Linked DNA regions of Homo sapiens: regions 2 and 3 are each linked to region 1. The links are chromatin loops, found by intact Hi-C in ENCODE. Cell type or tissue: CD14-positive monocyte. All regions are shown on one strand.

What was found. Hi-C counts contacts between places; a loop is a spot of excess contacts. Peaks named below come from ENCODE experiments on the same cell type or tissue, not always from the same donor. Only the 100,000 strongest peaks of a DNase experiment are listed, where the experiment ranks them.
Region 2: it touches region 1 in a loop (4-fold over the local background); 13 of 110 quality-filtered maps call a loop at or near these places.
Region 3: it touches region 1 in a loop (2.7-fold over the local background); 17 of 110 quality-filtered maps call a loop at or near these places.

The regions. Positions count from the first base shown.
Region 1 is chr5:76,406,981-76,410,980 of GRCh38, reverse strand. The region is part of intron 1 of IQGAP2 (IQ motif containing GTPase activating protein 2); the gene reads right to left. Among named protein-coding and RNA genes, the nearest start is that of IQGAP2, 5.7 kb to the right of the region's middle. In CD14-positive monocyte, no CTCF peak of the experiment used is centred here; DNase peaks (open chromatin) are centred at 2,470 and 3,980; H3K4me3 peaks cover 1,631 bases; H3K27ac peaks cover 3,855 bases.
Region 2 is chr5:76,467,369-76,471,368 of GRCh38, reverse strand. All of the region lies in intron 2 of IQGAP2 (IQ motif containing GTPase activating protein 2), which reads right to left. Among named protein-coding and RNA genes, the nearest start is that of IQGAP2, 66 kb to the right of the region's middle. In CD14-positive monocyte, no CTCF peak of the experiment used is centred here; DNase peaks (open chromatin) are centred at 2,188 and 3,938; H3K4me3 peaks cover 1,062 bases; H3K27ac peaks cover 3,518 bases.
Region 3 is chr5:76,340,177-76,344,176 of GRCh38, reverse strand. It overlaps a transcript of SV2C not described here. Among named protein-coding and RNA genes, the nearest start is that of SV2C-AS2, 31 kb to the right of the region's middle. RefSeq lists an enhancer at 3,854-4,000. In CD14-positive monocyte, no CTCF peak of the experiment used is centred here; a DNase peak (open chromatin) is centred at 2,036; H3K4me3 peaks cover 988 bases; H3K27ac peaks cover 1,471 bases.

The sequences.
Region 1 (4,000 bases):
AAATAAACAGCTGTCAGCTCCTCTTAGGCACCTTGGCAAGAAGAAGTCATACACAATACACGATTATAAAATTAAAGGAAGGTCCAATTAGAGCTTAGTAAAATCCCACAAAAAGTCTAAATGAAAGTTCCTCAGGCAATTGCCAATGAATTGGAAACACAGTCTAAGTCATTCTTCAATAAAACTGGGATGCTGGACATTGCAGGACCGTAAATCAGTGAAATCTGAAAGGTAAACATTGCCACAATTAATGGAGAGAATGAAGAAAAATGAGGTGAGAGAAACCCTACCCCCTAGAGAATTCAGTTGTCAATATCCTTGTCCTGCTCTAAGTACAACTCATTTTCTTACCTGTTCTCATTGAATTCACCTATCCTCGGCAAAACCCTCTGGCAAAGCTGTTCATCCAAAAGACAGCCAAACCCAGAAGCACAGTGAAGAGGCCGCTAAGCAGCCAGCAGACAGGGCACCAAATGCTCACATCGCTGTCTTGCCACACCTGCCTCCCCTGTCACTCACTTCACTGGGCCACTCACCCATGTCTCTAATGAAAAGTTTGGGGTGTTTCTTTTTTTAAACCATCTCAAAGAACAAGAAGGTACATCAGTAAGGGGTTGCATCAGGTGACTCTCCTCAGGACAGCTCCAATTGTCCTTTATTGCCTATATAAATAGAAGATTCCACAGTACAAATATACTAGCACGCCTTTCAGGTTTTCCTCTGACCTTCCTCAAGGTCATTTCAAATTCACAACTTTCATGAAGCCCTCCCATTGCCGCCATCCAAATCCATCCTTCTCATATCTTCTCTTCCACAGAACTTGGAAGGGCACTAAAAGTATAAGCATTTTTACTTGTCACCCAGATTCTCTGGTAAGCTGTCAGCAGCTAAGCGGTGTTTCATTCATCACGATACTTTGCTAGTATTAGGTGCTCAATTAATTGAAACCATTACAACTTGTTTAGCACTATGTGCCAGGAACCACATCAGCCACCTCTATAGATATATCATTTCCACACACCTCTCAAGGTACAGGAGAAAACCCCAAGGCTACTGAGGCAGGCAATGGAAGTCAGAATTCAAACCCACATCTATTCAACTCCAAAGCTTCTGCCATTTTATCAGCACCACACTGCATCTCAAGAGAGAAAAATAAAATAGAGCAGTAAGGTGACAAAGTATCAGCTCACAGGTCGGCTTCACTACTAAAGTTTCTATTTCATTTCTCAACAATCCCAGACTTTAAGGTATGGGCAGTGTATGTAATAAAGCATGTTTTACAAATTATCCTATTAGCAATCACTGGGGCACATCACTATATTATTATGGAAAAGCCTTTCACTTCAGCACCTCACAGTAAGAGATGGGATGTTTCTAAGTATACACAAAATCTTTTGATGAAGCTTGGATGTATTCTATGAAAAGCCCATGTAAGGCTGGGCATGGTGGCTCATGCCTGTAATACCAGCAATTTGGGAGGCTGAGGAAGGCAGATCATTTGAGCTCAGGAGTTCGAGACCAGCCTGGCCGACATGATGAAACCCCATCTCTACCAAAAATACAAAAATTAGCCAGGCATGGTGGTACATGACTATAATCCCAGCTACTCAGGAGGGTGAGGCATGAGAATTGCTTGAACCCGGGAAGCAGAGGTTGCAGTGAGCTGAGATCATGTCACTGCACTCTAGCCTGGGTGACAGAGCAAGACTCTGTCTCAAAAAAAAAAAAAAAAAAAAAAAGCCCATGTATTCTATGCTGTTTCTTGGGAGGAAAAAATTCAGCAGCAAAATCAACTTTATGCATCTATTTATAAATGAGCACACTATCCAATGGCCACAGGTTTTTTTGTGTTGTTGTTTTTTGTTTGTTTGTTTTAGAGATGGGGTCTCACTGGGCGTGGTGGCTCACACCTGTAATCCTAGCACTTTGGGAGGCTGAGCCGGGCGGATCACTTGAGGTAGGAAGTTCGAGACCAGCCTGACCACACGGGGAAACCCCACCTCTACTAAAACATACAAAAATTAGCTGGGTGTGGTGGTGCATTCCTGTAGTCCCAGCTACTTGGGAGGCTGAGATGGGAGAATCACTTTAACCCAGGAGGTGGAGGTTGCAGTGAGCCCAGATCTCACCACTGTACTTCAGCCTGGGTGACATAGTGGAACTCCATCTCAAAATAAATAAATAAATAAATAAATAAGAGAGATTGGGTTGGGTGGGGGGCAGGCAGATCTTACTATGTTGCCCAGGCTGGAGAGCTGTGGCTATTCATAGTTGTAATCATTGCACACTACAGCCTGGAAATCTTGATCCTCCTGCCTCAGCCTCCCAAGTAGCTGTAACTACAGGTGTATACCACCACATCCAGCATAAATAGCTAGAGGTTTCTACATCTTGAGAGAATCATGACAAACTACTTAAAGACACAGAAGGGGTGAACATTTATGATTCAGGGGCAGCAAAGTTGCAACAGTCAATGAGGAAAGGCTCCAGGATCTGACAGTGCTGCTTTCAAGTTCCTCTGCCACCAGCTAGCAGGGTGGCCTTGACATAGTACTAGGGGTTTCAGCTTCTTTGTGAAATGGAAAACCACTGGCCCTCTCAAAGGCCATAATGAGCCGATGATAACAGTAACACATGAAAAGCACCTAGCCCTTGGTATGTTCACAAACCTTTGTTCCATATCCCATATTAAACTGCCTGCCCTGTAGGACTTACCTGACCCTATCAAATCAGACGTTGAGTAGCCTTTGTTTCTCTTTTGGTTACCATGAAGACATGGTAAGCATTAGATCTGTTTGTATACTAGGTTTTGTTTTTTTTGAGACAGAGTCTCGCTCTTTCGCCCAGGCTGGAACGCAGTGGCGTGATCTCGGCTTATTGCAACCTCTGCCTCCCGGGTTCAAGCGATTCCCCTGCTTGGGATTCCCCTATTTGGGATTCTCCTGCCTCAGCCTCCCAAGTAGCTGGGATTACAGGCATGCACTACCACACCAGGCTAATTTTTGTATTTTTAGTAGAGACAAGGTTTCACTATGCTGGCTAGGCTAGTCTCAAACTCGTGACCTCATGTGATCCACCCGCCTTGGCTTCCCAAAGTCCTGGGATTACAGGTGTGAGCCACCATGCCCAGCCTTTTAAATAGAAGGGGCTGTTAAAAAGCTTGTGTAGTAAGAGGGTAGATGGCAATAGTAAGTCATTGGTTCCCTAGAGAAAAAGGAGTTAACACCCCAAATAACACTAAATTCTAAAACAAACTCGGTATTACAAGCTTAAACTCTCCCAAACAAGTCATTCTGGCTAACAGCATGTGTAATTAAAGTTAAAACCATACTAAAATAACACTTTAGCTGTTGACCTTAAAGATCCTTTTGAAAAGCTCAACCAAAACACCAGCATATGAGGGAGCAGCTTGACTTTTTGTCTACTGAAGACAGTATCTCAAGATAAGGCTGCGTATACCTTTCTATGGTTCAAACGAAAGCACTGATAGGATGTTACAGCTGAGCTATGCTAAATACCGACTTATTCAATCACCTTTTACACAACTGCGTTTAACTACTTCAGAACTTAAATTTCATCTCAGATTGGTCATCGTAGATGGATAAGAGTTTAGTTGCACTGACCACCCCAAAACTCCAGTTTCCAGGTAACTAACTTAGTAACTTCACTATTCAGATAAGAGCAGAGAGTAGTACCCAAAAGCTCACAGTATCAGGCCAGGTGTGGTGACTCACACCTGTAATCCCAGCACTTTGGGAAGCTGAGGAGGGAGGACTGCTTGAGCTCAGCCTGGGCAACATGGTGAAAACCCATCTCTACAAAAAAATACAAAAATTAGCTAGGTGTGGTGATGTGTGCCTGTAGTACCAGCTACTCAGGAGGGTGAGGTGGGAGGACAGCTTGAGGCTGGGAGGTTTGAGGCTGCAGTGAGCCATGATTGCACCACTGCACTCCAGCCTGGGTGAGAGAGCAAGATACTGCCTAAAAAAAAAATAATAAT
Region 2 (4,000 bases), 60 kb before region 1:
TTTTGCTTAGTTTATTTTCAGAGGTAGGACAGAAAAAGGAAGCACAGCAAAAGTTTTCTGTGCATTTTCTCTTTCCTTAAAAAAGGAATATAATATCACAGGAACTTTCCTTGGGAGACACAATAGCAGTCCCATTCATAACTATTTACTCAAGCTGCAATTTGCAAACTCCGTCTCCATTCCTTGCCAAGATTCCCTCTCCTGTTTTCTGACCTTCACAATAGCTCCGGTTGGATTAAGTTCCTCAACCTAGAGTTTATCCAAAAAGAATTCTCCATCGTACATTTTTGCATAGTTGTCCTAAAAACTAAAAGACTGAATTTCTTAAAACAGATTCATTTTCATTATTTGAATAAATTTTAGGCAGATTAATATAAAATCTACTCAGCAGTACTAATTCTTTTGGAAAAGTTACTCCTTTAATTTAAATAGTAGGATTTCTGGCATCAGAGAGGACATTTCAAAGCCCATATTAGTAGTAGACTTGTCTGTACAGTTTCATTTCAGCAAAAGCCCCACAGCAAAGAAGCTATAAAGTTAGCTTTGAGGGCCTACTTGAAAAGGAAACCTAAAAAGTCCATTTAGTATTATTTTAAATGACAAAGAAATGAAAAGGCTTAGTTTAAAACAGCTCCCAATTAAAAAAAATCAAGGGAGTTGCCAGGCATGGTAGCAAGCAACTGTAGCCTCAGCTACTTGGGAGGCTGAAGCTGGAGGATTGTTTGAGCCCAGGAGTTTGAATCCAGCCTGGGCAACACAGCAAGACCCTTAAAATTAAAAACAAAAACACAAACCAACAAAAAACAATCAAGGCAGCAGTAAGCTTAGAACCGTAAGCATTCAGATCAGGAAGGATTCAATTTCTGATTGAGTTTCTAATAGTAACAAAAATAATTTTATCCTCAAATTCCCTTTCTGGGGTCCATTTCAAAAGCCTATGAAGACACCCTGTGAAAGGCAGCTTCTAAGGTGGTGCCCCAGTCATCCCCATCCCTCTGAATTCAACCCCTTGTGGAAAACTCCTCCCCTTGAGCATGGCCTTGACTTAGTAACTCGATTCTAATGAATAGGATACAGCATAAATGATGGGTGTCATTGCTAAGAATAGGTTACAAAAAGACTAGCTTCCATCTTCTTCTCTCAGTTGCCTACTCTGATGGAAACCAGTTGCCATGTGTAAGTTTCCATGTGTAAGAGGCCCAAGTGGTGAGCAACTGAGGGAAGACTCTGGCCAACAGCAGCAAGGAACTGAGATCTCCAGTCCAAAAACCTGTCAGAAACTGAATCCTGCCAGTGTCACTGGGTGGCTTGGAAGTGGGTGTGCCCCACGTGAACTGTGAGATGACTGCAGCTTTGTGAGAGACCCAAAACCAGAGGACCCAGTTAAGCAATGACAGATTTCTGACCCTCAAAAATTCCGAGATAAATGTTTATTGTTTTAAGCTACTAAGTTTTAGAATAACTTGTTATATAGTCATAGGCAACTAATACATATACAAGACATCCTTTGCCTCTTAACAGAAGTGATTCACTCTCCACTTCATCTGAATCCTTCAGCCTGTAGGGTGAAGTAATTTGGGTGAAGAGCCAAATTACTTCTTTTTGGCCCTAAAAAAAAAAGCCTGTTTAATATTTTGTTCATTGCCATCAATATTAGTTTTTTGAGGCCAGGAGCGGTGGCTCATGCCTGTAATCCCAGCACTTTTGGAGGCCAATGCAGGCGGATCACTTGAGGCCAAGAGTTTGAGACCAGCCTGGCCAACATGGTGAGATCCTGTCTCTACAACAATATAAAAATTAGCCAGACATGGTGGCATACTTCTGTAATCCTAGCTACTTGGGAGGCTGAGGCAGGAGAAATAATCGTTTGAACCCAGGAGGTGGAGGTTACGGTGAGCCGAGATCGCACCACTGCACTGCATTCCAGCTTGGGCAACAGAGTGACACTACGTCTCAAAAAAAAAAAAAATTCATTTTTTGAGTCTTAACATCTATACGTAAAGACTTCATAATTTTATAAAGTTTGAGCAATAATTTCAGCCTTAAGTCCTCCTAATACACAGGCTTCCTCTTTCTCTCTTCATTCATTCATTGAGCAATACTCTATACGCCTTTCTGGATATTTTCTAGTTCACTGTGGTATCACGGCTTATTAAGTTGTCTGGAATTCCCAGCTTCATAACTTACTGGGTCACAAACCTGTCGGGAAGGACTTGCATCATCTAACTGCAATATAGAATTTTCCAGTGAAACAAAGATTACCGCTAGGCTGGCAGTCTAGCTGTCTACCGTGAGTCTGATTCATATCCTCCTTGTTACCTCCAACATCCAAAATGTACAGAAAACAGAGCATAATCAAACCTCCTTAGTAGCGAATGATACTGATCCAACACTGGGCATTACGTTATTCATTCAAACATGCAATAGATGTGATGTCAAAAGGCCTTCTAATCGGTGAGTTTGACCTGGATGTGGAAGCCAGAGAAGGATACCCTGAAAAAGTGAGCTGCAATCTGAAGAGGAAGTAAGTCTGACTAGATAAAGAGGAATATGAAAAGCGAATAGCACATGGCAAGGTCCTGTGCAGGAGGGAACAGGGAATAAAACAGATCAATGTGGTTGAAGCACAGAGCAGTGCGGCACAATGTAAAACTAAAGAGGTTGAACTGGACTATGCAGAGCCTATGAGGCCAAGTAAAGGAGTTTGCTCAGAGTTTTGAAAAGATTTATCTGACTATAAGACAGATAAAGGATTGAAGGAGGCTAGAGACTCATGAAGAAACCAGTTAAGGACCACTACAGTAGTCTCACAAGAGATGCTGGAATCCTTTGGCGGGCTAGCAGTGGTGGGATAGAGAGGTGAACATATGAGAGCTGTTTAGGAGGATGATGGCTGGATATGGAGATGATACACATATACAGAGAGATTAACAGAGCAAACATAAATGAAGGAAAATAACTTTAAACTCTTGAGTAAAAAGTTCAACCAAATGGCGAGTTTTTCTGAGCACAGCATTATTTGTTGCCTGAACTCCATCTCCCAAAACAACCCTCCTAGGCTTGTTTACACATAAAGGATGCTCAATAAATATCTGTAAAACAAACACAGTATTTAGATATCTCGTGTATCTTAGGGGTACCTTCTATATGCAATGTATCTGCTAATACCAATTGATCTTATTTAACAGCTTCCTAAGGACCTCTCCAAGCCAGTGTAAGGAAATTATCTTTAATAAATAGCTTTATTGAGATACAACTTATATACCATACAATTCTCCCTTTTAAAGTAAACAACTCAGTGGTTCTTAGTATACTCAAAGTTGTGCAACCATCACCACAATCAATTTTAGAATATTTTTATCAGCCCAAAAAGAAATCCCATACCCAGTAGCAGTTACCCAGCATTTCTCTTCTTCCCCTAGGCCCTGGCAATCACTAATCTACTTTGTCTCTGTGGATTTGTCTATTCTGGACATTTCATATAATATGTGGCCTTTTGTGTCTAGCTTCTTTCACTCAACATGTTTTTAAGGTTCATCCATGTTGTAGTATGTATCAGTACTTCATTCTTTTTTATAGCTGAGAAATATTTCATTGTATGGATACATCACCGTTTATCAGTGGGTAGACATTTGGATTGTTTCTGCTTTTTGTCATTATGAATAATGATTCTGTGAACATTCGAGTACAAGTTTTTGTATGGGCATAGATTTTCAATTTTCATTCGTATATACCTGGGAGGATAATTGCTGGGTCATATGGTAACTCTGTTTAATTTTTTAAAGAGCTGCCAGACTATTTTCTAAAGTAGCTGCACCATTTTACAATCTGTTCAGCAATGTATGAGTTTTGATTTCTCTACATCCTCACTAACATTTGTTATTGTCCATCTTTGATTATAGCTACGCTGGTGGGTATGAAGTAACATCTCATTGTGGTTTTGATTTGTATTTCCCTGATGACTAATGATGTTGACTACCTTGTCATATGCTTATTGATC
Region 3 (4,000 bases), 67 kb after region 1:
ATCATAAAAATGCTGGAAAACAGGGAGAAGTAGAATATATAATTCAGGTGGATGTGTGAATGCTAGAAAGAAGATGGGCAGGGGGCAGAGGTTGGATGATAATGGGTGAGTCTAGGGTAATCTGATGAAGGCAATGTTTGTTGTTGCGGTTGTTATTTGAGATGGTCTTGCTTTGTTGCCCAGGCTAGAGTGCAGTGACGTGATCACCGTTCACTGTAACCTCAATCTCCAGGGCTCAATCAATCCTTCCACCTCAGCCTCCTGAGTAGCTGGGACTACAGGAATGTGCCACTACGCCTAGTTAATTTTCATAGTTTTTGTAGAGATGGGGTTTCACCATGTTGCCTATGCTGGTCTTGAACTCCTGGGCTCAAGCGATCCACATGAAAGGCAGCATTTTTCCATGATGTCCTATATTTGGCACCAGCTGCTACAAACCTTGTTGTACATGTCTCTTGGTGCACATATGCAAACCTTTCTATTGAGTGTATACCAAGAGGAATTATGCAGCTTTAGCAGGTATTTCCAAACATGTTTCTAATGTGGTCAGACCAATTTGCCCCCCTCCTCAGCAGTGGGAGTTCCTTGGTGAGTGCTCCTTGTCAGCACATGGTATTATCAGTCTTTTAAATTTTAGCCATTTGGGGGAGTCTCTAGTGGCATTTTACCATGGTTTTATTTGCATTTCCTTCACGACTAATGAAATTGAGCACCTTTTCATATGTTAAATGGCCATAATCTTCTGGATATTTTTTCGGTGAAGTTTATGTTTAAGTCTTTGCTCTTTTTCTATTTGGTTGCATGTCTTTTTTGTATTGATTTGTAGGAATTCTTCATCTTGTCTGAATCAAATACCTTTCTTGGTGATTGCAATTGTCAATACCTTTTCTAACTCTGAGGCTTGCCTTTTTACTCCTTTAATGATGTCTTTTGATCTTCTGATGACTACTAAAGATACACAAAAATGAATTCCAGCTGAATGTAGATCTAAATGTGAAATGAAAAACAATAAAGCTGCTAGGTGAGGAGAATGTCTTCCTGACCCTGAAGTAGACAGAAATCAAAGCACTGACCTAAACGGAGAGGTTGATAACTTAGACTACATTACAATTAGGAACTTCTGTGCATCAAAATACATCATTAAGAGAATGTGGGCCAGGTGCGGTGCCTCACGCCTATAATCTCAGCATTTTGGGAGGCTGAGGCAGGAGGATTGCTTGGGGTCAGGAGTTCGAGACCAGCCTGGGAAACATAGCAAGATCCCCATCTCTATCAAAAAAAAAAAAAAAAGAGAGAGAGAGAGACAATGTGTTCTATGTATACCAACATACCATGTTGTACACATTAAATGTATGCAATAAAAGACTGAGTGTGTGTTTTAAGCACTTGGATTATATTATTCAATCCTTTCAAACAAGAATATCCCAAATAAGTATCCTCGTTTTACAGATGAGGAATTGAGGCCCAGAGAGGTTAATGAACTTGTCCTGGGCCACACAGCTTACAAGTGGAGAACTTAGGTGTGAGCTCAGGTCTGTGTGAGTCTAGAGACTGAGCTCCCAACTCCTGGCAGTGCTGCTCCACCTTTACCAGCTCCAGAGTGTGCCCTGTGGGGCCTGGCACAGTGTTGGGCTCCAGACATTCACTGTTGGCTTCCTGTGGTACCTTCCTGTGTGTATAGAGATCACTTCACATGGCCTTGCATTCATCCTCGTAAATTATTCATTTTCTCCACCACCGTTTTGTAAACTTGGCCTGCTGTGAACAGTTGCTCTTTGGTCTTCTTTTTAGTCCTGAGGAAGCAGGACTCCTTCTCCTGGTGTGATTTGCTGAGGCTGCACCTGGAAAAGACTCAGAGCCTTGGACAAACATTCTGTGCCTGTAGCTTCTCTGATCTGACAAGATGAATGGCAAAGCCTTGGGTAGCAGGGGAAAGGCAGCCTTGACGAGTTGTGTCAGGTCTGCCAGGCTCTGTACTGTGTACTCACGGCCTGCAGGAGTTGGTAAGGTCCCCGTATATGCATGACCACTTCCCCTTCCTTCTCTCCTTCCTCCTCTTTCTGGCTGCCAGAGGCCCTCCCATGGAGCTGGACATCTGTGCACTGAGAAGGGCCCTGTGCAGGCTGCTTTTGTGGGAAGCAGAATCACAGCAGGGTTTGGGGTATGTGGGTAAGTCACTTGGAGTTGCTGCCGGGGTCACCACAGGCCTAGGTACCTGCTATGCATGCCTATGATAATAGAAGCTAGGAATTATTCGGTCCTGCAAAAAGTCTTGTGAGAGTTAGGCAATGCCAAGGTTCCACCCCCTCCCCACCACCCCATTTCGGCACCCCAAGGGGATCTGGCTCCCATGATCACCACATGCCAATATCCTCATAGTGAAAGGAAGTGTAGATCTGCCTCCAGGAGCAGATGTGAGCCAGTAGTGCTAATCACAGCGGCTATGATTTAGTGAGAATTTGTGTGTCAGGCACATTGCTGAACCTTTTATATACATTTTCTCAATCCTTATAAACCCCAGTGAAATACAAACTATCATCATTTCTAATTCACAGTTGCAGAAATGAATGCTTGGAAAAACTAATTTTTGCTTTCTCAATGCATCACATCACTGCTAAGTGGCCAAGTCAGGACTCAAACCCATATTGTCTGACTGTAAAGCTCAGAGAAATGTTTACTATGAAGCTACTGAGACTTAAGCCCCGGCACCTCCATTTGCATAAGTCCCTTCCCAAGTGCTAAGTGGATCCTAGCAATGTGTTCACATGGTCATATGTGTTTTTGTTGTTGTTTTTTTGTTTCATGTTTCTTGTAGAGATGGATGCTGTTCAGGCTGGTCTTGAACTCCTGGGCTCAAGCAATCCACCTGCCTTGGCCCCCTAGAGTTTTGGGATTACAGGTGTGAGCCACCATGTGTGGCTGGTCATATAATTTTTAAAAATCTGTGGCTGGGCACGGTGGCTCACATCTGTAATCCCAGCACTTTGGGAGGCCGAGGTGGGTGGATCACCTGAGGTCAGGAGTTTGAGACAAGCCTGGCCAACATGGTGAAAACCCGTCTGTACTAAAAATATAAAAATTAGCTAGGCATGGTGGTGGGCACTTGAAATCCCAGCTACTCGGGAGGCTGAGGCAGGAGAATCGCTTGAACCTGGGAGGCAGAAGATGCAGTGAGCCGAGATTGCACTAGTGCACTCCAGCCTGGGCGACAAGAGTGAAACTCCATCTCGGAAAAAAAAAAAAAAAAAAAAATTTTGTAAAACTAGGCCAGGTGCACAGTGACTCATGACTGTAATCCCAGTACTTTGGAAGGCTGAGGCAGGAGGATAGCTGGAGCCTAGGAGTTCGAGACCAGCCTGGACAACATACCAAGACCTCGTCTCTATGAAAAATAATAAAAAATTTTAAAAATTTGCAAAACTAGAAAATTTGCAATCTTAGTAGTTTGTTTCCTTACTCAGTTAAAACTACTGTTTCTTTCCATTCTGCCTTGCTTTTCTCCAATTTCCTCCAGTGTTGGGTGGAGCTGGGCATTTTGCGGATAGGCTAAGAGGAATCTGAGTTGGGATATCTTCAGTTTGAGTTGGTGGGATATATTAGTGTGCCTTGCAGTCCCTTCTGAGATTAAGTTATTGCTAGCTGTCCCACTGCAGGATGACTTCCTGGAATATCCTGCTGCCCACTGTGCCCACATGCCTGTGTCCTGACTTGATGTACAGAACTGTTAACAGAAAGGGATCCCAATCAGACCCCAAGAGAGGGTTCTTGGACCTCACACAAGAATTAGGGGTGAGTCCATGCAGTAAAGTGAAGACAAGTTTATTAGGAAATTAAAGGAATAAAAGAATGACTACTCCATAGGAAGAGCAGCAGCTTGGGCTGCTGGACTAAGGATACGTATAGTTATTTCTTACTTATATGCTAAACAAGGGGTGGATTATTCATTAGTTTTCTGGGAAAGGGGTGGACAATTCCTGTAACTGAGGGTTCCTCCCCCTTT